Regions from separate parts of the Homo sapiens genome. Here region 1 is linked to region 2. A link is an interaction called in ENCODE POLR2A ChIA-PET data of the cell type or tissue named here. Cell type or tissue: GM12878. All regions are shown on one strand. Region 1 has its middle 9.3 kb from the start of MCFD2. Region 2 holds the start of LINC01820 (long intergenic non-protein coding RNA 1820).

Region 1 (2,500 bases), 530 kb after region 2:
TCCAGAGTAGCTGGGATTACAGGCGCCTGCCACCACGCCCAGCTAATTTTCTTTGTATTTTTAGCAGAGACGGAGTTTCACCATGTTGGCCAGGCTGGTCTCGAACTCCTGACCTCAGGTGATCCACCCGCCTCGGCCTCCCAAAGTGCTGGGATTACAGGTGTGAGCCACTGTGCCCGGCCTATAGAAAATTTTTTAAAAAATAGCCAGGCGTGGTGGTGTGGGCCTGTAGTCCAGCTACCCAGGAGGCAGAGGTGAGAGGATCGCCTGGGCCCAGGAAGTCAAGGCTGCAGTGAGCTATGATCCTGCCACTGCACTCCAGTCTGGGTGACAGAATGAGATCCTGTCTCTTTAAAAAAAAAAAAAACCCAACTAAAGGAACCAAAAAAAAAAAATCTCAAAGTCCCTGTAAACCAGTAAAACTGTAAACCCCCCAGGGAAGCCTTGGTATCAGCTCATCAACATTCTTCCCTTCTCTCCACTAAGTTAGCTCCTTCTTAATTTTTTGAATATTGAGAATTTTCCCTACTTTATTGTGAGCTTAGCTCTCCAATTAACTGAAAGCTTGGGTTTTACATTTATGGAATATAATCATATTTGTGAAGAATTTATATTTTGTATTTGAGTATAATAATATTCTAAAGAAAAATTATAAAATATATTGAGTATGAGTGTTTTGAATAGAATATGAGAAGAAAACTTGAAGAAAATCTGGAATAAAAATATACCATGTGATATTCATAAGAGTACCTTACTATTCATTGGATATTTTCTTTTTTTTTTTTCCCCTGGAGATAGGGTCTTGCTCTGTCACCCTGGCTGGAGCGCAGTGGTGCGATCTCAGCACACTGCAGCCTCAACCTCCTGGGCTCAAGCCATCCTCCTGCCTCAGGCCCTGGAATAGCTGGGACTACAGGCACACTGCCAGCACGCCTGGCTAATTTTTGTATTTTTTGTAGAGACAAGGTTTCACCATGTTGGCCAGGCTGGACTCGAGCTCTGGGCTCAAGCAATCTGCCTGCCTTGGCCTTCCAGAGTCCTAGGATTATGAGCGTGAGCCAGCCTGCCACAGCCTTCATTGGATATTTTCAAGAGTACTCTTAGTTTTTGGTAAATCATACATTTGGCAAATGGGGTAGCTTGGATACTGAAGTAACTAATCCTTCAACAAATTGGCCTTTAGGGATATGGGCTGCTGCCATTCAGCTTTCAGTATTTTTCTGTAATACAGATCTGTTTGTTGCACTGCACTTGGTTTTCAATTATTTATTTATTTATTTCAGTGATGGGGGTTGTCTGGCTATGTTCCCCAGGCTAGATTTGAACTTCTGGGTTTAAGCGATCTTCCCACCTCAGCATCCTGAGTAGCTGGGACTACCGGCATGCACCACCACACCCACTTGTTTTTTTAACAATATGTTGAGCTGGGTGCAGTGGCTCATGCCTATAATCCCAGCACTTTGGGAGGCTAAGGTGGGCGGATCACTTGAGGTCAGGAGTTCGAGACTAACCTAGCCAACATGGTGAAACCCCATCTCTACTAAAAATACAAAAATTAGCCGGGCATGGTGGTGGGCGCTTGTAATCCCAGCTACTTGGGAGGCTGAGGCAGGAGAATCTATTGAACCTGGGAGGCGGAGGTTGCAGTGAGCTGAGATTACACCACTGCACTCCAGCCTGGGCAACAAAGTGTCTCAATAAATAAATAAATAAATAATATGTTGACACATGCCTGGTCAGAATAAATTAACCTGACTGTATCAACTGACTCATTTGATGTGAAAAGGCAATTCACAAACCAGTTCCTAAGCTGACTTCTCCCCTGCCACCTCCCCCAAAAAAACCCATGTTTATTTTTCATTTTTCCCTAAGCAACATTAATAATTGATTCTGGCTAGGGAAAGACCATGTTAACCCCCGTTGAAAGGGATTAAAAGTCAATGGAAGATAAAAATAAAGTGGCTTTTGTGGATACAACCCATACTTCCTATGTGTTCAGCATACCAGTTCCACAAGATTCCTTTCTTAAAAACCATTCTGCCTTGAGTTCTTAGATACACTACAACAGTGCCACCCAGGTGTCAGCTAAGATCTTATTTTTTGGAGGTCTGGGTATAATGGGATCAGACTTAACCTGGAAAGTTTGGGTTTGTCCGGTAATATCTGCTCATTCTCAGAGACTTACTCACTTGAGGTGCCCTTAGTCTCTTATTTCTGTGTCTGTTTTGCTTCCCACCCTGCCCCCTCATCAGTGAGGATGCAGAAATCAGCATTTCTTAGCATTCCCTCCACAGAAGAATCTCCTCCCACACAGAGCAGTTGTGAGTCGTGAAGACTTTACTGAAGCCTTACCATCTCCTCAGAGTGGAGCAGTGCTAGATGGTCGGGGAGACATATTTAGTTAATTTTGGTTTAGTTCCACACACTGAGTATATGCCATTGCCCAGGTACTGTGCTAAACAGTGGAGATCGGAGTAAGTGATGCTCCCTATCCTCAAGA
Region 2 (2,500 bases):
CCGGGGGTGGCGGGGGGGGGGGGGGGAGGGGCAGGGGATAAGACTGATTGATCTTTAACTTCCTGGGTCCAATAATGACTCACATGGGTGAAGGATGAAATTCCAGGCATCACAGCAGGCTAGCAAAAGGCATATTCTAAGCAGGAGGAGGTGGACGGGGTCTTCTGGGTATTCCTCAAGTCACTCCAGGTAGACCCATCCCCTCTCATAAATCTGCACTTTTTATTTCTACAAGCAGAGGTGGGGGTGGACTTGTAGCAGTACTCACAGTCAGAAAGTAGAGACAGTCACAGTGACTTTATTATTTATTAGGCTGAGCTTGACCAGAGTATCTCATTCATTCATCACAATAGTCCTGTGAGCTCATAGGATCATAATTATTGCCATTTGGAGATGAAGAAACCGAGACAGAGAGAAATACAGTCACTTTGCCAAGGAAGTGCCTTTGATATTGAGTATGGGAATTTCTGAAAAATAACTTATTAATAAATGAGTACTAGCCTATAAAGTAATCGTAGAAATAATGTGACCCTAAAAATGCATTAATAGAAGAACAATATGGAGAAAAAAGGAATGGGTAATCCCACAATACTATGGGCTAGGAAGCCACCCCGATAATATTATATCCCTCTCTCGGCACCAGGTTTTAATAAACAGGAATGAATTCAAAGAAGGATGACTAAAATGGTGAGGAGACTCTCAACTATGTTACAAACACTGACTAGAAAAGCTGAGGAAGTTTGTACTGGAGAAAATAAGGTTTGGGGGAGCTCAAAAGCCCACCTGCAAATATCTGGAAAAGCAGAAGGTGTAGAACTTTTTTGGGTGGCTCCACAGGATAGAATCAGGCCTACAGGTGCAGGAAAACAGAGTCCAGCTGAACGCAAATACACTCGGAAACAAACTTCACCCTTTCCCTGATGTTTCAGTGTTTACTTGCTCAGAATAACAGAGAAATCCCTTTACTCTGATCACCAGAGAAAGCTATTTAGAACATGATGGGCTAAGGATAACAGGAAAAGGTAAAGAAAAACTATGATTGCAAAACTTCGCTCACATCTCTGTGTAGATAAAGCTTGGTTGTGAAAGATAGACGGCCCATATGCAACCCAGGATGACCAGAGGGGAACTGGCACTGCCCCTTAACTGTGAGCCGAAAAAATGGTGCAAATTATGGTGAATTTAAATTTTAAAATGTGTTTCTTCCTTAATAGAGATTTAGACTGCATGGCCTTCATGGACTACTGTTTCTCTTTGAGAGGTACTGTGGCATTACATCTGAAGTTAGGAAGAAAGCAAAAAACCCCACAAGTCAGAATTCCCCTCGAGAACCCCTAAGGAAGGTGTGACCACGCTGAAAACCAACACCCCACTTCTCCAGCGCAGTCAGCTTTTCCTCCGGTGTCAGAACAATTGTGGTTTCTTTGGATGAGCACCAGATGAAATAATTGGCTCATATCTAGAGATCACCTTGTAAAGAAAACACATCTTTAAACACAACTATACTCAGCACAGCAAGATGCTCACATCTCCAGAGGGATGGGGTGACTGAGATTCCCTAAAGAAACACAGGATCCACAACTCCTTTCTCATCCTTTCTCAGGGGCATATGGTCATTTCCTGGAATGATCTATTAGCATACTTACCCGTATTCAGAGGTAGATCCAGATTTTGAAGGGCTTGTTAATGGTATGTGCCTTTGCTGGGCATGGTGGCACACACCTATAGTCCCAGCTACTTGGCAGGCTGGGGCAGGAGGATCACTTGAGCCCAGGAGTTCAAATCCAGCGTGGGAAACACAGAAAGACCCCATCTCCATTAAAAAAAAAAATAGTATGTACCCTTGACATGATATAATAAAAATGATATTTTACCTCTATGATTCTTCCCCCTAAAAACCTTTAGGGAATCTCAGTCTAATCATGAGAAAGAGAATCAGACAAATCCCAACTGAGGAACATTCTACAAAAAAACCTCATTAGAACTCCTCAAAACTGTCAAGGTCATCGAAAACAAGTGCTGGGCATGTGGCTCATGCCTGTAATCCCAGCACTTTGTGGGGCCAAGGTGGGAGGATCACTTGAGCCCAGGAGTTCAAGACTAGCCTGGGCAACATGGCAAGACCCTGTCTCTACAAAAATAATTTAAAAATTAGCCAGGCATGATGGCACATGTCTGTAATCCCAGCTACTCAGGAAGCTGAGGTGGGAGAATGGCTTGAACCTAGGAAGTTGAGGCTGCAGTGAGCTGTGTTTATGCCATTGCACTTCAGCCTGGGTAATAGAACAAGAGCTGGTCTTAAAAAACAAGTAAATTTGAGCAACTGTCTCAGTCAAGAGCAGCCTAAAGAGACAATTAAATGAAATGTGCTCTGTTTTTTTTTTTTTTTTTTGAGAGAGAGTCTCACTCTGTCGCCCAGGCTGGAGTGCAGTGGCACGATCTCGGCTCACTGCAAGCTCCACCTCTTGGGTTCAACCATTCTCCTGCCTCGGCCTCCCGA

What was found. Peaks named below come from ENCODE experiments on the same cell type or tissue, not always from the same donor. Only the 100,000 strongest peaks of a DNase experiment are listed, where the experiment ranks them.
Region 1: POLR2A ChIA-PET joins it to region 2 with 7 read pairs; 2 of 35 experiments call an interaction of 5 or more read pairs at or near these places.

The regions. Positions count from the first base shown.
Region 1 is chr2:46,923,854-46,926,353 of GRCh38, forward strand. It overlaps a transcript of MCFD2 not described here and a transcript of TTC7A not described here. Among named protein-coding and RNA genes, the nearest start is that of MCFD2, 9.3 kb to the left of the region's middle. In GM12878, no CTCF peak of the experiment used is centred here; no DNase peak of the experiment used is centred here.
Region 2 is chr2:46,393,935-46,396,434 of GRCh38, forward strand. It overlaps LINC01820 (long intergenic non-protein coding RNA 1820), which reads right to left and starts at 233. Exons shown (of 3, transcript NR_146999.1): 1 at 84-233. RefSeq lists an enhancer at 1-230. In GM12878, no CTCF peak of the experiment used is centred here; a DNase peak (open chromatin) is centred at 1,417.